Regions from separate parts of the Homo sapiens genome. Here region 2 is linked to region 1. The links are chromatin loops, found by intact Hi-C in ENCODE. Cell type or tissue: PC-3. All regions are shown on one strand. Links, peaks and the distances in the headings refer to the core of each region. The heading gives the core; the rest is flanking DNA. Region 1 has its middle 100 kb from the start of ZNF248. Region 2 has its middle 180 kb from the start of LINC00993.

Evidence for each region. Hi-C counts contacts between places; a loop is a spot of excess contacts. Peaks named below come from ENCODE experiments on the same cell type or tissue, not always from the same donor. Only the 100,000 strongest peaks of a DNase experiment are listed, where the experiment ranks them.
Region 2: it touches region 1 in a loop (5-fold over the local background); 3 of 110 quality-filtered maps call a loop at or near these places.

Annotation. Positions count from the first base shown.
Region 1 is chr10:37,750,065-37,761,158 of GRCh38, reverse strand. It overlaps a transcript of ZNF248 not described here. Among named protein-coding and RNA genes, the nearest start is that of ZNF248, 100 kb to the left of the region's middle. In PC-3, for the core only: CTCF peaks have their summits at 2,883, 6,032, 6,239 (motif pointing right) and 8,653 (motif pointing left); DNase peaks (open chromatin) are centred at 6,228 and 8,648; H3K27ac peaks cover 858 bases.
Region 2 is chr10:37,484,011-37,495,104 of GRCh38, reverse strand. No RefSeq gene overlaps it. Among named protein-coding and RNA genes, the nearest start is that of LINC00993, 180 kb to the right of the region's middle. In PC-3, for the core only: a CTCF peak has its summit at 5,989; DNase peaks (open chromatin) are centred at 4,644 and 5,724; H3K4me3 peaks cover 1,678 bases; H3K27ac peaks cover 2,675 bases.

The DNA of each region.
Region 1 (11,094 bases), core at 1,455-9,454:
TCACATTCTGTCTGTTGGTGACCTTGGAACTGCCAGTAACCCTGTTGAGAAAATGTGTCTACATGAAAAAGTTACCATATGGACATTTGAAAGGCAGATGGAGTTGGGATGTTGCACAATCCAGGAAGCAATGACTCCTTTCTTCTAGATGCCCTAAAGGCCTGCACCATCATGCCATCTCGTTCTTGTGGTTTCATTATTAAGCCAACAAATACTAATATCCTGACATTTTATGTTTCTGACATTTGTTTCACTGATTTCTTTGTTTGTGCTCATACAAAAGGTAATGTTTTAGTATGTCTTTATAATACTTTTTTTTCCCCCAAGACAGAGTCTTGCTCTGTCATCCAGAGCTGGACTGCAATGGCATGATCTCAGCTCACTGCAACCTCTGCCTCTTGGGTTCAAGCAATTCTCCTGCCTCGGCCCCCTGAGTAGCTGGGATTACAGGCATGCACCACCATGCCAGGCTAATTTTTGTACTTTTAGTAGAAACGGGGTTTCACCATGTTGACCAGGCTTGTCTCGAGCTGCTGACCTTGTGATCCGCCTGCCTCAGTCCCCCAAAGTGCTGGGATTACAAGCATGAGCCACTGCACCCAGCCTATAATACTTTTAATAAAGAATAGCACTTTAGGCCAGGCACAGTGGCTCATGCCTATAATCCCAGCACTTTGGGAGGCCAAGGTGGGTGGATAGATTGAACCCAGGAGTTTGAGACCAGCCTGGGCAGCATAGTGAAAGCCTGTCTCTACAGAAAATTATCTGGGCCTGGTGGCTTGTGCCTGTAGACCTGGCTACTCAGTAGGCTGAGGTGGGAGGATTGCCTGAGCTCAGGGAAGTTGAGACTACAGTGAGCTGTGCATTGCACCACTGCCCTCCAGCCTGGGCAACAGAGCAAGACCCTCTTTCAAAAACAAAACAAAACAAAAAACCCAGCATTTTCTATTTCTTGAAGTTATTCCCCCCATATATTTTTGTTAAAGGTTTTATTTACTCCATTTGTTAGTTTCCCTCACCCCATACAAAAGTTTTGCATTCTGATTGGATTTGCATTACCCTGAGGTGTAAAAACTTTTCCTTGCTTTCCAAGATCAGGCCAGAATCCAGGGATTGGGACTCAGATTGCACCTGCTTTTCCCTCTTCTGGACAGCTCTGCTCCTCAGAACCACCTCAACATTACCAACTGGCTTGGGGTCAGCTCCCTGAGCCCTGATTTTGCCTCCTCCCTGCCTAGCGGTTCTTCCACAGCAGGTCTGTCTTCATTTCCAGCAAATGGAAGCCTCATCTGGACACCGATGCATCTCCAGGTTTTCTTTCTGTCTGCTTAAAAATGTCTTCAGGATGCCACAATTTGGGGTTATGTGTGATTCTATTCAGAGCAGATTTTCCCACTCTGAATGTGGAGACAATATTGAGCCTTTGGGCTCTAACCTCAACTCGGTATTTGCTTGTCTGACTGAGCAACATTCTAACCACTGCCTACCTGCCTACTAATCTTTACTAAAAAGGCTCTGTCTTGTTGGTTAGCTGACAGCTTTCACTAAGCCATCTATCTGACCATAGTTATCTGTGTGACTAACAGAGATGAATGGATTAAGGCCTTTTGCCAGGGTGAGTGTCTGGGTGATAATTTCTCTCCTCATTCTTCACAGCTCTGGAACACATCCCCTGCTCCTGCCTCCGCACCTTCTCCCATCTGGAACACATTAAGGGGTTTCATAAGCAGATGTAACTTAGCATACTTCCTGACCTAGCACCCAATGTATAGTTTCATGAACTTGTTCATATGTGAACTGCATGTTTCTGGGGAGTGTGTTGGTAGCTTCCATCATACTCTCAGAAGAGTCAGTAAACCAAGAACCACAGCACAAATGAGACCTTCAGAAAACTCTCAGATGGCTCAGACTGCCCCCAAACACCACTTTACTGCTTTTCTTTTTAAATTTATTATACTTTTTTACATGGGTCTAGCAACCAAAGGAATGTTTTACTGCTTTTCAAATCTGCTCTGAGAGCCAACTTTGAGAGTTGGAGTTGAGGATCAGGGCTGCATGTTAACCTTGTTGGCTGTGAGAAACCTGCACAAGTGGCTTCCAAGAGAGGTCCAAGGGAGTCCATCTGATCCTTCCTTGCCTAGTGGTCTCCTTTAGCACAGGACAGCAGAGCATTCTCTCTGTAGCTCATTCAGAACCCTTTCACTCTGAACTGAGAGATAAAGAATAAGATGTCAGATGTGTTTCTGCATTGGGATAAGTAAGGACAACGCATATCCTGTGGGAAGGATAGCTTTTACACCCAGAACTGTCTGAGATTTTACAGTTAAGCTACATCAAAAACATTAAAAACAGGGAAACAGAAATATCAAGTAAGAATGAATCTAGTAGAAATATCTCAAAAGATAATAACAATATGATTATATATTTGTACTTTGTGTTAATTATTTGTGAAATATTTTTCTTGCATGAGGCAATAGAGGCAACTCCTGCTTCTTTGAGCAGAATGAGAATTTAGTTTAAAGATATAGGGGAGAAAATAGAATAAGTACTGTGGCATTGGCTTGGAATAGGTGTTATTGTGAGTATATGACTTTCATTAAAATAAGAAATATGTAAAAGTGCAAATGTGGCTGCTTGTATGCACACATCCCAACTCTGTCCACTGAGGGGGCATGGTAGCGCTAATAAACTAGTAGTAATAAGCATAGCTGGTTTCTACATTTTGGTTCCCAAATGCCATTCTTTACTAAAAGAACCTGGTGTCCTTGAAGAAATAGCTGATTGCAGGACTGGGACAAGGAAATTACAAGATTAGCCTGAAATATTTTTTTGTGTGAAAAAGTAAAGAAGTGTTCACAGCATGATGAGACTGTCAAAAGTACACAGTTTAAAGCAACCTAAAGGGACCCCTATTGGCAGAATCTGGGACAGTGTAAGAATAATGATAGTAATGGACTGTAGAACATTGAGTAAAATAGAAATCCATAACTCTACACTAATACAAATGAATGAAGAGAAGAGAATGCTCTTCCTATCTGATAAATGCAGAAGGAATAATGGTACTAATAAATTACCATTTGGTTGTCATCACAGTAATGATTACTTCAGGCAAGAAACACGAGTGGATACCAAAATTAATGGAAGAAAGTGGAATGAGGAATCGTATTTGATATAGTCTCAGAGTATCACTCTACAACATTCTTAGTAATTCAAGGGTGAAAAAACAGAGTGGAAAACATAGCAAACACCGTTTTGATCAAGTGATCAAAGTTAATACCATCAGTAATTGATTAAATCAGCATCATGGTGCCTCCTGAGAGGACACAGTGGCAACTTGGCATCATTTCAGTGGCAATTCAGCCACAGGATACTCTGGGTCTACTTCTGAGAAAACATCAGACAGAGGAAAACTGAAGTATATTCCACAAAGTGACTGAGTTATTCTCAAAAACATCAAGGTAATCAAAGTGCAGGAAACTGAGGAACTGCTCCAAATTGAGGAACTGCTTTGGTTGTCTGATCTGGAGGAACTGCTCCAAATCAGACAACCGGGTAAGCCACACAACCCTGGATGGATTCTTTTCCTATAAAGGGCTTTATTAGAACAATTGGTGAAAGTTAAATTTGGTTTAGTATATTCTTGAGTTTTTTTGTGCTGTACTTACTACTTTCCTGAAAGTTCAAAATTGTTTCAAGGATACCACGGCAACTAGAAGGTGAAGGAGGAAATCCAAGAAAAAAGATTCACAGAGGGTGGAGTTCCAAATTCTGTACATAAAATCAGCTAGTATATCTAGCTGACATCTGAACTGCAAATTCCAACCAAGCCATCTTAGGCTGAAGAGATTTCAGCTGCTTTCCACGACCTAGTAGAAAGAGCTTGGAGTTTGAATCCAGACAATAAACTAACTACTGGAAGAGAAACTATCAGTAATATTTAGAGGAACAATATAGAACCCAGAGTCTCTACCATCTATCATACACAACGTCCAGAATCACTTTGCATATGAAGAAACAGAAACACATGAACCACATCAGAAGAAAAGACAATCAATGGAGACAAGTTCTGAGATGACCAAGATTTTCATGGAAAAGTTATTTTTTTGTTTGTTTGTTTTCTGAGTCAGAGTTTCACTCTTGTTGCCCGGGCTGGAGTGCAGTGGCATGATCTCGCCTCACTGCAACTTCCACCTCCCAGGTTCAAATGATTCTCCTGCCTCGGCCTCCCGAGCTGAGATTACAGGTATGTGCCACCACGCCTGACTAATTTTTTATTTTTTATTTTTAATAGAGACAGGGTTTCGCCATGTTGGCCAGGCTGGTCTCGAATGCCTGACCTCAGGTGATCCACTCGCCTTGGCCTCCCAAAGTGCTGGGATTACAGGTGTGAGCCACCACACCTGGTCAGAAAAGTGTTTTTTTTTTGTTGTTGTTGTTTTTTAAAGTGGCTTTTTTTTTTTTGGATGGAGTTTCACTCTTTTTCCCCAGGCTGGAGTGCAATGGCACAATCTCAGCTCACCGCAACCTCTGCCTCCTGGGTTCAAGCGATTCTCCTGCCTCAGCCTTCCGCGTAGCTGGGATTACAGGCATGCGCCACAACACCGGGCTAATTTTGTATTTTTAGTAGAGATGGGTTTTCTCTGTGTTGGTCAGCCTGGTCTCAAACTCCCGACTTCAGGTGATCTGCCTGCCTTTTGGCCTCCCAAAGCGCTGGGATTATAGGTGTGAGCCACTGCGCCCGGCCTAATGTGGCTTTTAAAACTGTGCTCGGCTGGGTGCGGTGGCTCATGCCTGTAATCCCAGCACTTTGGGAGGCTGAGGCGGGTGGATCACGAGGTCAGGAGTTTGAGACCAGCCTGACCAACATGGTGAAACGCCGTCTCTACTAAAAATACAAAAATTAGCCGGGCAGTGGTGGCACATGCCTGTAATCCCAGCTACTCAGGAGGCTGAGGCAGGAGAATTGCTTGAATCTGGGAGGCGGAGGTTGCAGTGAGCCGAGATTGTACCACAGCGCTCCAGCCTGGGTGACAGAGTGAGACTCTTGTCTCAAAAAAAAACACAACCCAAAAAACTGTGTTCAAGAACATATACTCATAATGTCATATATGACATATGTTCATAATGAAGGAGAAAATGAATGGGAAGTCCCAGCATAGAAATATAAATTACAGAAAAAACCACATGGAAATTATAGATCTAAAACATAAATTACCTAAAATAAAAAATTCACTAGATGTGGCCAAGTGCAGTGGGTCATGCCTATAATCCTAAACTTTTGAGAGGCTGAGATAGGAGGATTGCTTGAGACCAGAAATTCAGGGCCAACCTAGACAACATAGTGAGACCTTGTCTCTTAAAAAAAAAAGCCAGGTGTAGTGGTGTATACCTGTAGTTCCAGCTGCTCAGGAGGCTAAAGCAGGAGGATTGCTTGAGCCCAGTAATTGGAGGCTACAATGAGCTATGATCGTGCTACTGCACTCCAGTCTGGGAGACAGAGTGAGACCCTGTCTCTAAAAATAGAATAGGTAGGGTGCCAACAGTGGAGGAGTGTGCAGCTGCATAGAGGGGAAGCCTGACCCTTTCCCACCCATCAGAGTCAGATTTACCCAAAACACACGAGGCCATGAATACCACAAAGATCTGCATGGTGACAGCTCTTGGGCTCTTGTGCTGCTCTGGGCCACCTTTGTATTTGGTTTGCCTCGACCCTCTCCTCCCAAATTCTATCTGTGGAGGTCGCAGCCCCACATCTAAATAAGGACGGAAACATGTGGCATGCAAAACTGACTCGTTTCTATCAGTGCTGAGACACAGCACTGGATGAGAACTCCACAGAAATCATCTTTCTTTCATCTTGGCCTTTGCAGAGTCTCTGGCTAAGTGCAGACTCAGACCCAGCCCTACAGTGCAGGAACTGGGTCTGTGGGTACATCTCAGGGCTTGGAATTATTCCTGGCACCTAGCATGGATGGATCCTGCCAGGGAAAAAGGAAGAAAAAAAGCACACATCTAGTGACTGCTGTAATACAGCTTCTCAGGAGATCAGCTATAAATTTCACCCAAAGCTTAGGGGAAAATAATGGCTAATGGTAGGTAACATGGAGTACCTGCAACACTCTGTTATGGAACAAAGCTAAAAGGAGACTGCATGGTTAGCTTTCTTCTTAGACAGCTTGAGAGCTGAGTTCCTACAAGTTCTCCCCTTGATACATAACCTGCAGTGGGCACTAGAGGGCACAGCAGTGTCACTGTTCTGCTGCCTTCTGGACTTTCTAGAATGACAACTACAGCTCTGGAGAAAGGGGCACCCAACGTGGACCCAGATCCAGGTTTCCCCTGTGAGCTTTCAAGACCTGAAAAGGGTCTGAGATTTTACTCTCCTGCAAGCTAACTCCTGAGCCTGCCAGTTTCACAAAAGCTGGCAGAAGACATGAGACACCTGTGTCAGAGGACAACAATGTTATTACACACAGAAGCTGCCATAGTCAGAGTATCTGAATTTTGTGATGCCAGTTTGTCAAGCCCCACATGGTGATGGAAAAGACCAGATGATGTGGATGTGCAGTGGGTTGTGCTACAGGAGAGAAGCAGCGACCCTGAGCTTAGAGAACCTGGATCTTTTACACTGGCAGGAGGCATGACTGCCCTTTGCTCCTAGGGACACACTATCTCCACCTTCTAAGGCTGTTTGCTGCACAAACATCCTGGAAAAGAAAAAAGACTTTGTTCAGACAAGTCCTCAACAAAGACTTGCAGGAGACATGAGATATCTCTATCCAGGAGATGAGTAAAACACAAGAGATGCAGGCAGCACTGTCTTCAGACAGTGGCTGTGCTTGGAAGCAAAGGCCTTAGGGATAGTGACCCACTAGTGCACTTTATAGGAGCAGCTAAATGGCTCAGGCATTAGGAGCCCAAAAGGAGCCCAACCAGCATCCATGCAGTCACTCATCATTCAATAAACTTTGCTTGAGCACCACTGTGTACCAGGCATACAGCCCTGGTTCTACTCAAATTAGAGTCTTCACCTTACACTTTTGATGACAGCCTTCACAGTTATCTTTTATCTTTCCTCAAATCCTCTAAAAACATTCTTAATCTTTTTATGCATTGGGTCTCTTTGATAGCCACGTGAAGCCTAAAGACCCTTTCTCAGAATATTTTTAAACTATTAAAATACCTAAGAAAATAAAACACCTAAATTAGATAAAATAAATATGAAAATAAATAAGGAAAATATCTAATAAACTATTACTATTATTAAAAACCAGTTGTCAAATATTTTAAAAATATACAAAGTATATAGAATATTTTTAAAAACTTATTTGGGAATAGTCTACGTGCTTCTCTGAGCATTAAAATAAAAAGATTTAGTGGTGGGTCTGGTAACTACTATGACTTCAAAGTCGTGACGAGCATAAAGGATATTTAGAGGTCTGCTACACAACGGTAACTCCCGACTCTAGACTGGCCTCCATGTTTTGGAATAATGCCAATATTTCAGACAAATGTCCTCATTTGGGGTCTAGAGAATAAGACCCCTGCACATATGTAGAATCCCAGAGGATAGAGACCATCTAGGAAGAAGGTGGAGCTCGGCCAGCCTCTGTGTCACACCGTGGGAACAGCAACAGAAGTGTGCATGTGCACTTGGGTGAAGAAGGCAGCATCCGCATGGCCCAGCCCAGACCAGTGAGCAAAGACCCCATGAAGAAGGGTATGTCTTAGCAGAGGCCCCAAGGGCACATGAGGAGGAAGGGGGTGAACTGGACAGAAGGCGGGAGGCCCCAAGAGAAGAGCAGGAGTGGAATGGTGTGACGTGCCTGAAACTACAAGCTGCTTCAAGTCGCTACGTGGGAAGTGGAGGCTGGGAAAGGCCAGGGCCTGGAGTTGGACAGACCGGGCAACATCAGTCATTCCAACGGAGCCCATTGCCTGCTTTCTAGAATGTGGAAAGACATGGCCAGGCGCAGTGGTTCATGCCTATAATCCCAGGACTTTGGGAAGCTGAGGTGGGCAGATCACTTGAGGTCAGGAGTTCAAGACCAGCCTGGCCAACATGGTGAAACCCTCTCTCTACTAAAAATACAAAAATTAGCCAGGCGTGGTGGCACACACCTGTAGTCTCAGTTACTGGGGTCAGGAGGGGTGGGGACTGAGGCATGAGAATTGCTTGAACCTGGAAGGCGGAGGTTGCAGTGAGCCAAGATCGTGCCACTGCACTCCAGCCTGGGTGATAGAGCGAGACTCTGTCTCAGAAAAAAAAAAAAAAGACTTTCTTACTGGTTAGTAAATAGCAGCTGCCCCAGGGTCCCTATACTAACCCCACTTGCCCAGACAAGCACACTTCTCTCCCTGGACCCCCACCACTCCCAAACTCAGAAATTAAAAGACTAACTCCCAGGCCATTTGGGGACCCCTATGCTCTGCCCCAGCATGCATCTGCTCTGATTGATGAGTCTTCATGCTGCAGTGGCCTGCACACCCGGGGACCAGATGTGCTATGGAAGACAATGCACAGTCAGCTTTGCATGTTCAGGAAGTCACGCCAAGGCAGTAGGCTCACTTGGAGCTGCTTCCTTGGTCTTTAGCTTGAGCAGAAGGCTCTTAGCTGTGAGGATGGAAAGGCCCTGGCTGATGGAGTGTTCAGGAGTGTCCTCTGGTGGCCCTCCTGGACCACTGTAAGTTGTTCTCTGCTGTCAAGCATTAAGTTCAGCCTAAAGCTGCCTCCTTATGTGGTTTAAGCTCACTAAAAGATTTCTCCATGCACAGTGAACTGTAACCTAACAGGATGTGTAACAGGCTGGCACCTACAATTGTGATTGTACCAATCAGAGCTTCGGCCAATCACAGGTGGCTGACTGCTCAATCTGTGTTCAAAGAAGGCAGAGGTGGAGCTGTGACCAGTCCAGCTGTTTCTGTGCCTCACTTCTGTTTTCTGTCCCTCACTTTCCTTTTTCTGTCCCTAATATTATCCAACCATGGGGCAGCCGCAGAGTCTCTTAGAACCCCTTTCAGGTTCTAGGGGCTGCCTGGTTTGCAAATCATTCTTTGCTCAGTTAAACTGTTTAATTTTTCTAAAGTTTTTATTTTAATAGAAGTCAAATTGAAGAGCCAGCCTGCACACCCATGGTCTCCAGCATTTTCATGGTTCACTGCAGGACCGTGGGCTGACTTTGCCCTCCTGATCCTGCCCCTTTGCAAGGCTCAGATGAGCTTTCGTGAAGTTGGTGGGGTGGCGACCCTGCTGGTTCCCTTCTAAATGACAGCACATCTGCTGTAGCTGGGTCTCCCTGCAACAGAAGTCAACCCTTATCTTGGATCCCCAGCAATGAGCGTGGCCCGGGACTCCGGGTACTTCTGAGAACTCATCCAGGAACTACTTACCAGTTGGTTTCCCTGTGCATGTGATCAAGGTTCTGGCTTCAAACAGCCTCTTGGTTCATGTTTAAAAAACAGATGGAGAAGGAAATACCATTGAAGAGAAGTAGCAAGGGAAGAATAACCCTAAAGTAGTTGCCCTTCCCAGGGTAATGCAATAAGTGAAAACCCAGATAATTCAAGTATTTTATTTTAGTCAACATTAATTGAATATTTCTTTCAGACAGGAATTTGAGATTTTTTAGTTTTAAGTTTTTATTTTAGTGTAACTAGATTTGATGCAGTGCCTGGCATATAGTAGGTGCTCAATAAATTATTAAGGATAGTTCCAATAAGTTTACTGCACCTGTAAGTTAATAGAATTCAAGATATTGATATAATTATCATTAGATATCTTGGTGAAAAAACTGAAAACTCAGGTGTCAAGCAAAATCCTCAAGAGACTCTATACCAGCAACAAATTGGAAAGCAGTATTTAGTGAGAATAAATTTTCTGTGGACAATATGCCTATTAATAAATGTGCTAAGGGTGCATTTCTGTTTTTAAATGAGCAAAAATGTGTAAATGCAACTATTAGAAATGTAAAATGAATTGAAGAACAAGAAAACAGATGAAAGGAAAATAACTGCTATTGAATTAATAGATTGTATACCACTCCTAAAAGGAAACTATGTGTATCAGCCTGAAAATTTCCTTCAAAAATGGAAATGTCTCCTAAAGGAAACAGGACCAGGTATGCTGGACATCTGACCAGGTGTGGTAGGCACCTAACTCTGTATGCTAGACACCTAACCAGGTATACCGCACACATGACTAGGTATGCTGGACACCTGACCAGGTGCAGTAGACACCTAACTTGGTATGGTAGATACCTGACCAGGTATACTGCATAACTGACTAGGTATGCTGGACACCTAAGAATGCTTTATCCTGACGGACAAGAGATCATTCCCTGGAGTCAATCTTCCTTCTCAGGGCATTTAAATTGTGTTTCTAAGTTGGTAAGATATTTTCCACATAACTTCAGAAAAATCTCAAATGATAATAATGGCTATTATTTATTAAGCATTTGCTATGTGCCTTGCTCTGAGCTAAATGTTTAACATACATTCTTTTGTTTAATGCTCACAATACTTATGTGGAATAATTTTTTTCAAATGGGGAAACAGATTTAAAATTGGAAAATAATTGCTTAAATTCCCATGAATAATAATAAGTTCATCTGAGCACAGGTGTGTCCCATGTCCGACTCTTAGCTCTGTCACCTCCTGTCCCAAACAATGTCACTGGTTTGAGCCCACAGTTACTTACACCTGCGTAACAAGACCATAAATAAGAATATCTTGAAATATACAACAGCAGGCAATCTGGGGGGCTTGTGTAAGCAATTCTGCAAATACTTGGAGTGAAGAGGCAGTAGTCATTGGTGGCATCATGCCACAGGTAAGCATTTAAATGTTAGAGATGCTTTCATTTGATTGGTAAAGCAATATTCTCAAACTTGATCTCATACACCATGCTAATACATCTCTAGATCAGTATACCTGTAGGTCAGTGGCACAGATGTCCAAAGTGTGCTTTAATAAAATGCAAACACTGAGTGTATTTTTGAGGCTGGAGTTGTGTATTCCTCTTTGTGAGAAAAGCAGGAATTTTTTTTCTCATTAGTGCTTGAGGCAAGCTTGAAATACAAGTTAATAGGACTCAAA
Region 2 (11,094 bases), core at 1,818-9,817, 270 kb after region 1:
CCACTGCGTCTGGCCAAGAAAATCTATTAAGTAGAAAGATGCTGCCAATATGTTATTCCCTGTGAATGCCTTGGAACTGTGGACATTAACTCTTCTGATCCCAAACTTTTGGACTCTTAACACCAGAAACATATAGCAGTTTTCTTATTTAAAGTATAGACCCAGCTGGGCACAGTGGCTCACGCCTGTAATTCTAGCACTTAGGGAGGCCGAGGTGGGTGGATCACATGAGGTCAGGAGTTTGAGACCAGCCTGGCCAACATGGCGAAACCCGTGTCTACTAAAAATACAAAAATTAGCTGAGCATGGTGGCAGGCACCTGTAGTCCCAGCTACTCGGGAGGCTGACCCAGGGGAATCGCTTGAACCCAGGAGACAGAGGTTGCAGTGAGCCGAGATCGCACCACTGCACTCCAGCCTGGGCAACAGAGTGAGACCTTGTCTAAAAAAAAAATATTAAAAAATTAATTTTAGACCTGTAAGTAAAGACCAATATTTTATAAAGGTGAATGACTTGTAGCTTTTTATTTTTATTTTTTAATGATATTGCCGCTATTGGGCCACTGTGGGTCTTCTACTTCTCCAAGTATTTCTGAAAATGGAGGAAGGATAAAGGGAAAATACCCATCCAAAATGTTTCGAGGCAAATGCTAAGTGCCTCTCAGCATTTCAGGTCCAACTGCTTTTTCCACTGCTCACCAATTGAGGTTTCTGTGGAATTTACACCTCAGATGGACATAAACCAGTCTGCGGGGTGCTTGGATGACAACTGTACTCAGGATGAAATGTAGGTACCTTACTGAAGGGGGCCAGCCCCTCCACACCTGTGGGTGTTTCTCGTCAGGTGGAACAAGAGACTGAGAAAAGAAAGAGACACAGAGACAAAATATAGAGAAAGAAAAGTGGGCCCAAGGGACCGGCGCTCAGCATACGGAGGACGCGAGCTGGCACTGAGACCTAAGTTCCCTCAGTATTTATTGATCATTATCTCTACCATCTTGGAGAGGGGATGTGGCAGGACAATAGGGTAATAGTGGGGAGAGGGTCAGCAGGAAAACATGTGAACTCTGTGTCATAAACAAGGTAAAGAAAAGGTGCTGTGCCTTGATGTGCATGTATACAAACATCTCGGTGCATTAAAGAGCAGTATTGCTGGTGCATTAAAGAGCAGTATTGCCACCAGCATGTCTCACCTCCAGCCCTAAGGTGGTTTTCTCCTACCTCAGTAAATGGAACATACAATCAGGTTTTACACTGAGACATTCCATTGCCCAGGGACGAGCAGGAGACAAATGCCTTCCTCTTATCTCAACTGCAAAGAGGCCTTCCTCTTTTACTAATCCTCCTCAGCACAGACCCTTTACAGGTGTCGGGCTGGGGGATGTTCAGGTCTTTCCCTTCCCACCAGGCCATATCTCAGGCTATCACATGGGGAGAAAGCTTGGACAATTCCTGGCTTCCCTAGGCAGAGGTCCCTGTGGCCTTCCGCAGTGTGTTGTGTCCCTGGGTACTTGAGATTAGAGAGTGGTGATGACTTTTACAATCATAGTGCCTTCAAGCACTTGTTTAACAAAGCACATCCTACATAGCCCTAAATCCATTAAACCTTGAGTCAACACAGCACCTGTCTCTGTGAGCACAGGGTTGGGGCTAGGGTTACAGATTAACAGCATCTCAAGACAGAAGAATTTTTCTTAGTGCAGAACAAAATGGAGTCTCTTATGTCTACTTCTTTCTACATAGACACAGTAACAGTCTGAGCTCTCTTTCTTTTCCCCACACCTGACCTAATGCAATCGCTGGCCTTAAACTGATGCATTTAAGAAAGATGTTTCAATTACCAGCCTTGACAAGAGCTTTTCTCCTGATTAAATTTACACAATAACTAAGAAAAGAGAACAGTGAGGAGGAACTTAGCCTAGGGTGACTCTCTAGCCCCTCAGCCTTCCCCAACCATTCCTCCTAAAGAGGCCCCAGCTTCCAGATCTCAGGCATCCCCCAGTCCCCTGAAGGTTAACGATGCTGTTTCCCGCTGAACCAGCCAGAAACAACTAACATGAAAGTGGATTTATTTTTACCCCAGGCTTTGTCATCTATCATTACTGAAAAACTAAGAGACAGATTTTGGCTGAACAGCCTATGGAATATTCAAGATCTCCATGCAGACTTTGGCTCTCCATCTGCAGCAATTCATCTTATTTGGAGTGGCCTTCTCCTCCATGCCAATGTTCCTCATTAGCAAGGATATCTGTCATCATGCAGCACCACTGACATAATAGCTTCCGTGGTGGAAGCAAGTTGTTGGTACCTTGGATGACATGGTCTATTTAACCAAAGACTGGGGAACAAATTTAAGCATGTCTTGCAGAATTTCTCGGCACACAGACTTCACCAGCAAAAACTTATCTATTGAGGGACATTCTCCCTGGATTTAATACTTAAGTATTCCACATGGTAAGGGTATCTTTTGCTGGTTTGCAAGATGGAAATGACAGAGCCTGCTGATTTCATGCCTTCTGTAACCATGAGACCCAGATGGGCACTGCATTGGTGATTCTCCATTACCTTCCATATCACGTTCAAACTATTCATTCTAGGTTTCCAGACTTCCTTGTTCATGGAACTGTGCATGCATTTCCTTTCTCATCTTGTTTCCCAGTCAAGCAAACTTGATTTGAGCCCTTCAAAGTCAATCCAGGCCAGGCGCGGTGGCTCATGCCTGTAATCCTAGCACTTTGGGAGGCTGAGGCAGGTGGATTGCCTAAGGTCAGGAGTTTGAGACCAGCCTGTCCAATATGGTGAAACCCCATCTCTACTAAAACTACAAAAAAATTAGCCAGGCGTGGTGACATGTGCCTGTAATCCCAGCTACTTGGGAGGCTGAGACAGGAGAATTGCTTGAACCTGGGAGGCAGAGGTTGGTTGCAGTGAGCCAAGATCATGCCACTGCACTCCAGCTGGGCAACAGAGTGAGACTTCCTCTAAAAAAATAAAAGTCAAATCAGAGGGATTTACAAGCTAGTTCCTGGGTGGCCCATATGGTGCTAGACCCAGGCCCTGTCCCTCTGTCTCCTATTTCCATATTTAATTTAAAGCTCCCTCCCGTGACTTTTTTTTTCCAAGTGCCAAACTACTACCCATCCTTTTAAAACCCAGCAAATACTTCTTTCAGGATAGCGTGGTTTTTTTTCTTTCCAACTTTTATTTTAGGCTGAGGTGGTACATGTGCAGGTTTGTCACATGGCTAAGTTGCATGTTCTAAGGGTTTGGTGTACAGATAATTTTGTCACCCAGGTAATCAGCATAATATGTGGTAGGTAGTTTTCTTCATCGTTGTTGTTGTTGTTTGAGACAGAGTCTCATTCTGTTGTCCAGGCTGGAGTGCAGTGACACAATCTCAGCTTACTACAACCTCTGCCTGCCAGGTTCAAGTGATTCTCCTGCCTCAGCCTCCTGAGTAGCTGAGATTACAGGTGCCCACCACCACACCTGGCTAATTTTTGTATTTTTAGTACAGACAGGGTTTCACCATGTTGGTAAGGCTGGTCTCAAGCTCCTGACCTCATGATCCACCCACCTTGTCCTCCCAAAGTGCTGGGATTACAGGCATGAGCCACCGCACCTGGCCTAATTTTTGTATTTTTTTTTTTTAGTAGACATGGGGTTTTGCTATGTTGGCCAGGCTGGTCTCGAACTTCTAGCCTTAAATGATCCACCCATCTTGGCCTCCCAAATTGCTAGGATTACAGGCATGAACCACCATGCCAGCCTGATACGTAGTTTTTTAATCTTCACCCTCTCCCTACCCTCCACCCTCCAGTGGGCCCTGCTGTCTGTTGTTCCCTTTTTATCCATCTGTACTCAATGTTTAGCTCCCACTTATGAGTGAGAACATACAGTATTTGCTTTTATTTTTATTTGAGATGGAGTCTCACTCTGTGGCCCAGGGTAGAGTGCAGTGGTGCAATCTCAGCTCACTATAACCTCCGCTTCCCAGGTTCAAGCGATTCTCCTGACGCAGACTCCTGAGTAGCTGGGATTACAGGCATGCACCACCTACCCGCTAATTTTTATATTTTTATAAATAGAGATGGGGTTTTGCTATGTTGGCCAGGCTGGTCTTGAACTCCTGACCTCAAGTGATCCACCCACCTTGGCCTCCCAAAATGCTGGGATTACAGGTGTGAGCCACCACGTCTGGCCAGTATTTGGTTTTCCGTTCCTGTGTTATTAACTTAGGATAGTGCCCTCCAGCTCCATTCATGTTGCTGCAAAAGACATGATTTTGTTCTTTTTATGGCTGCATAGTACTCCATGGTGCATATGTTCCAGATTTTCTTTATCCAGTCCACCATTGGTGGGCATCTAGGTTGATTCCATGTCTTTGCTTTTGTGAATAGTACTGCGATGAACCTATGAGTGCATTTGTCTTTATGGTATAACAATTTATATCAGGATAGGTTTTGACAGCTGGAGAAATTGAGGCATCAGAACTTGCCCAAGATCACATGGCTCATCAGAAAAGAGTGGAGCCTGCAATAAGGTTGCATCTGAAAGCAAAACCCACTGTGCTGTCCTGCTCCGCAGAATGTCATTGAGAGGAAGACTGTGATGAGTCATTTTATGTGTTAACTTGACCGCACCATGGGGTCACGGTGAAGTAGAAAACCCTCTCTAGTGTGGGAGGGCATTGAACAATCCATTGAGGGCTTGAATAGAGCAAACAGATGGAGGAAAGAGGAATTTGCTCCTTTTTCCCTTCCTGCCTGATTGTTGGAGTTGGGACATCCAATTTCTCCTGCCCTGAGGTCAGAAGATCGTGACCAGCCTGGCCAACATAGTGAAACCCCATCTGTACTAAAAATACAAAAACTAGCCAGGTGCGGTGGCATGTGCCTGCAGTCCCAGCAACATGGGAGGCTGAGGCACAAGAATAGCTTGAATCTGGGAGTTTGAGGTTGCAGTGAGCCGAGATTGCACCACTGCACTCCAGCCTGGGCAACAACAACAACAACAAAACCCTGGAAAAAGTTATAGGTCTGTATTTATCACGACTTGGTCCTGAGAGTGGCACTGGGGATAGAGGTCACATCCAGAGTTTCTGTTCTGCTGCTACTAGTGTGGGAAAGCCCAATGTTCATTGATACCATACAGATGTGAAGCCTTTTCCCTTCAGCTGTCTGCCTTCTGCTGAGAAAGGAGGGAAGCCAGAAGCAGGTTTCCCCACCTCTCCCATTTGCACTGACCCTGCACAGGCTTACACATGACAGTGTTAATCCTGCCATTTCCCTAAGGGGTTTAAGTCACTAGGCAATTAAAACCCAAGATCTGGGTGTATGGTTCCAAATGTGAATCAGGGCAGCCTTCATGACGCCCAGTTATTAGTCAGAAATCCAGCATTGTTATGGAATCCCTGAGGTTTCTTCAAGATGAAACTTGCATTTCTAAGCACAAAGCTTCAATTTCTTCTTCATTACCCTACCAACCTATTTCCCATGAAGTAAGTAAGCACGATGTCATCATTCTATCCCAAACCTTCCTACAGCTCCCTGGCAGAAGATTAGCAGGTTTTTCTCTCTGTAGTTCCTCTGACTCAGATCTCTCCTCTCCCGCTGGTAGCGGGTTTTTCTCTCTGTATTTCCTCTGATTCAGATCTCTCCTCTCCCCCTGGTTGCCTTGAGGAGGCCGAGGTTCTAGGTTTTCTGGTTTCAAAATAAATTGGCAGAAATCGGAAATGACGCCAATACTGCCCTCCTGCCTGCAGGCAGCTGGTCCCAGTGGGAGGTCTCTTAGCAATCAGGCTCAAATCAAATATTTGGGTGTCTGGAAACATTCTGATTGGAATGAGATCATAAACAAAAACTTCTCTCTTTCCCTCCCCAGTTAACCAAGCCACTGGGTTGCTGCCCTGCACCAGGGAGATCTGTGACTCATGCAGAACCTTCAGTTACAGGCAGGCCCCACAATGAGGCATCACAATCCCAGACAGCCAGGCCAGAGAGCCACTTCTATTTCTGTATTGATAGGTAGCCTTGGACAAGACATGCCAATTTCAACTTTTTTGTGGCTGTGCCTACCTAAAACCCAAAGTTTTAATTTGGTCCAGTCAGACTTTCTGCACGCAGCTCCTTCCAGAAATCAAAATGTTTCCAGGTTCACGGGAGCATGAGCTTCAGTTCAAGTCAGAGGCAAATCAGAAGAAACGAGGGTTTCCAAGTCCTCTCTTCCTCCATCTGCCATCTTGATCTTCCCTCCACCTTCCCCGCAAGTGACAAATGATGCATGGTTGAGAGAAGGGGCAGATGGATACTAGCCGAGGATAGTTTCACATCTTTTATTTTCCAACCACGCCCAGCCGTAAAAGCTCTATTTTATAGACATAAAAGCTGAGGCTGGGCACGGTGGCTCACATCTGTCATCCCAGCACTTTGGGAGGCTGAGGTGAGTGGATCATTTGAGGTTAGGAGTTCAAGACCATCCTGGCCAACATGGTGAAACCTCGTCTCTACTAGAAATACAAAAGCCGGGCATGGTGGCACACTCCTGTAATCCCAGCTACTTGGGAGGCTGAGGGATGAGAATCGCTTGAACCCAGGACGCAGAGGTTGCAGTGAGCTGAGGTCATGCCACTGCACTCCAGGCTGGGTGACTGACTGAGATCCTGTCTCTTAAAAAAAAAAAAAAAGGCTGAGATAAAAGATAAAATCTCTCTTGTATATAAGGATACCACTTGTCACCTTTTAAGATACCCTACCCCTTACCCTGGGGGACAAACATTGCTAGATCCTAAACAAACACTTAAGAATTGAATTAGCACCCAAAACACCTGGAAATGTCATCTTTTCTTTCAGTGGTAATAAGCAAGTGGTAAATTAGGCACTACTGTTTTGCCTCCACCACGCTCTAGCTTTGTGGCCTTAAGGGCAGCAAGTTGCATAACTCCTCTCAGCCTCAGTTTTGTTTACCTGGAAAATGGAAATAACAGTAGTACAGATCGTACTCTACTTACAATAATTTAACTTATTATTTTTCTTTTCTTTTTTTTTTTTTTTTTTTTTTTTGAGATGGAGTTTGTTCTTGTTGCCCAGGCTGGAATACAATGACACAATCTCAACTCACTGCAACCTCCACCTCCCAGGTCCAAGGAATTCTCCTGCCTCAGCCTACCAAGTACCTGTGATTACAGGTGCCCACCACAATGCCTGGCTAATTTTGTATTTTAGTAGAGACAGGGTTTCACCACGTTGTCCAGGCTGGTCTTGAACTCCTGACCTCAGGTGATCCACCTGCCTCAGCCTCCCAAAGTGCTGGGATTACAGGTGTGAGCCACCGCGCCCAGCCTAACTTATAATTTTTCAACTTTATGATGATGTGAAAACAATCTGCATTTAGTAGAAACTGTACTTTGAGGCTGAGTGTGGTGGTGGCTCATGCCTGTAATCCCGGCACTTTGGGAGGCTGAGGCAGGTGGATCAATTGAGCCCAGAAGTTCAAGACCAACCTGGTTAACATGGCAAAACCCTGTCTCTACTAAAAATACGAAAGTTAGGCGTGTTGGTGAGTGCTTATAGTCTCAGCTACTCAGGAGGCTGAGGCAGGAGAATCACTTGAGCCCAGGATATGGAGGTTGCAGTGAGCCGTGATTGTACCACTGAATTCCATCCTGGGCAAGACAGCGAAACTCTTTCTCAAAAAAAGAAAGAAAAGAAAAAAAGAAACGGTACTTTGCGTACCTATAAAAACATTCCACTTTTCATTTTTGGTACAATGTTCAATACATTCCATGAGACACTCAACACTTTATTTATTTATTATTTTTTGAGACACAGTTTTGCTCTTGTTGCCCAAGCTGGAGTGCAATGGCACGATCTCGGCTCACTGCAACCTCTGCCTCCTGGGTTCAAGTGATTCTCCTGCCTCAGCCTCCTGAGTAGCTGGGATTACAGGTGTGCACCACCACATCCAGCTAATTTTTCTGTATTTTTTGTAAAGACGGGGTTTCACCATGTTGGCCAGGCTGGTCTCCAACTGCTGACCTCAGGTGATCCACCTACCTCGGTCTCCCAAATCAACACTTTAGTATAAAATAGGCTCTGGGTGAGATGTTTTTGCCCAACTTTAGGCTAATGTAAGTGTTCTGAGCACATGTAAGTTAGGCCAGGCTAAGATGTGATGTTGGGTGGGTTAGTTATACTAAATGCATTTTCAGCTGGGCACAGTGGCTTATGCCTGTAATCCCAGCATTTTGGGAGGCCAAGGTGGGCAGATTATTTGAGGTCAGGAGTTGGAGACCAGCTTGGCCAACATGGTGAAACCCTGTCTCTACTAAAAATAAAAAAAACTGGCCAGGTGTGATGGCACACACCTGTAATCCCAGCTACTCGGGAGGTTGAAGCAGGAGAATCGTTTGAACCCAGGAGGTGGAGGTTGCAGTAACCAGAGATCATGCCACTACACCCCAGCTGGGTGACAGAGAGAGACTCTGTCTCAAATTAATTAATTAATTAATGAAATAAAAGCATTTTCAACTTACAATGGTTTGTTGGGACAGACCGGAATCATGTAAGTCAGGAAGCATCTTTTATCTACTTTGCCAGGTTGTTTTAAGAACATAGACAGTGAGTGACTGTAAAACACCTAAACCAAAGGCAGACAATAAATAGTAGCTACTGTTGTTGTCATGACTTTTTCACTTGTAAAACAAGATCACTTGATTAGTTTTATTTGAGCATCAAATAAAAGTATACTTTGGTTACTTCATTGTTCTGATTATAAAATTATAGTAATTCTTGGCCAGGCATAGTGGCTCACACCTGTAATTCCAGCACTTTGGGAGGTCAAGATGGGAGGATTGCTTGAGGCCAGGAGTGATACCAGCCTGGGCAACATGACAAAACCCCATCTCTACCAAAAATACAAAAAATTAGCTGAGCATGATGGTATGCGCCTTGGTCCCAGCTACTGGGGAGGCTGAGGTGGGAGGATTGCTTGAGCCTGGGAGGTTGAGGCTGCAGTGAGCCATGATGGTGCCACTGCACTCTTAAATGGGTGACAGAGTGAGACCCCATCTCGAAAGAAAAAAAAAGGAAAAATTCATGGTAATTCTTTACCTAAAAAGCTGCAGAATACAGAATGAGTCAGTCAGCACCCCAGCTTCTATGGCTCAAGGCAAATCACCTTACCATTCCTAAATCACTCCTCGGTTAAAAAAAAAAAAATGTACCGGTGGCAGTGATTGCTAGAGCATTTATTAAAATAATTTTGGTCAAAGGAAATACCAAAGTTTATCATTAAGATTCCACAGTGACCCTGAATTCTATATTGAACATCTTTCTTTGATCTCCTTTGGAAATCGTCTGAATTTTTCCCTTGGGAGGCTCAGGAATCAATTTTTGTTGATCTTGTTTATACTATAGAGGATGCCAAACTTCAAGCACTGAAGGAGGCTCAGGAATCAATTTTTGTTGATCTTGTTTATACTATAGAGGATGCCAAACTTCAAGCACTGAAAGATACATCCAAAATGAGCCTGAACACAGTGTCAAGGTTCGACTATAGACACATTTCACCATTTTCACTTTCGTCAGTAGACAAAGAAGCTGACATTATCTCTAATAGCCCAAAACTGGAAACAGCCCAAGTGCCCAACAAGTCAAGACTGTTTCCACAAAGAAATGGAGTATCAGCATTTCACTGAAGATAAAGATCCTGTTCAAAATCATATCAGGGGGCCAGGCGCGGTAGCTCTTGCCTGTAATCCCAGCACTTTGGGAGGCCAAGGTGGGCGGATCACCTGAGGTCAGGAGTTCAAGACCAGCCTAGCCAACATGGCGAAATCCCACCTCTACTAAAATATACAAAAATTAGCCAGGTGTGGTGGCATGTGCCTGTAATCCCAGCTACTCAGGAGGTTGAGGCAGCAGAATTGCTTGAACTTGGGAGGTGGAGGTTGCAGTGAGCCAAGGTTTTGCCACTGCACTCCAGCCTGGGTGACAGAGCAAGACTTTGTCTCAAAAAAAAAAATCATATCAAGTAAAAAATTAAAACGAAATAACAATGATTGTATTAATCTAACAACCAGGTTTAGAAATTAACAAAGGGGAACAGGACCTTCTACATAGATAGTAGATGCTGATATGAAGATTTGATCTTGATCCCCAAGAATGCAGTTTTCTGATATGGTTTTATCTTTAAATACATGCGGGGATTTTTTTTTTCTTGCTCTGTCTGCCAAGCCTTGGGGCACCACCCTTCTAGAACCACCTTAATCCAAGTTCAAATCTTGGTTTTACAAAAAATGTTTCAGAGACAAGATCTTGCTGTCACCCAGGCTGGAGTGCAGTGGTGCCATCACAGCTCACTTCAGCCTCAAACTCTTGGGCTCAAGTGAACCTCCTGCCTCAGCCTTCTGAGTAGCTGGGACTATAGATGCATGCCACCATGCCCAGTAAATTTTTTAAAAAATTCTTCTTGTAGAGATGGGGTCTCACTATGTTGCCCAGACTGGTCTCAAACTCCTGGCCTCAAGTGGTCCTACAGCAGCCTCCCAGAAACCTAGAAATACAGGCATGAGCCACTGTACACAGCCTACATACATGTTTTCTGGGTAAGTACTTGGTTATCTTTACAAAGTAACCCTTCCTGTAGTCCATGCTGATTGAGCATCTACTATGTATCAGGCATTATTAGGGAAATAACAAATAATGGTGAAGTGCCACTTGTCTTTTTTTTTTTTTTTTGAGACAGAGTCTCCCACTGTCACCCAGGCTGGAGTGCAATGGCGTGATCTCGGCTCACTGCAACCTCTGCCTCCCGGGTTCAAGCGATTCTCATGCCTCAGCCTCCTGAGTTGCTGGGATTATAGGTGCCCATCACCACAGCCAGCTAATTGTATTTTTAACAGAGACATGGTTTTGCCACGTTGGCCAGGCTGGTCTTGAAATCCTGACCTCGTGATTTGCCTGCCTCAGCCTTCCAAAGTGCCGGGATTATAGGCATGAGCCACCACACCAGGCTGTGAAGTGCCATTCTTTTGGAATTGACATTCTAGTGTGGGACACACACAATAAATAAATCTGTGACTATATCCCTTTAT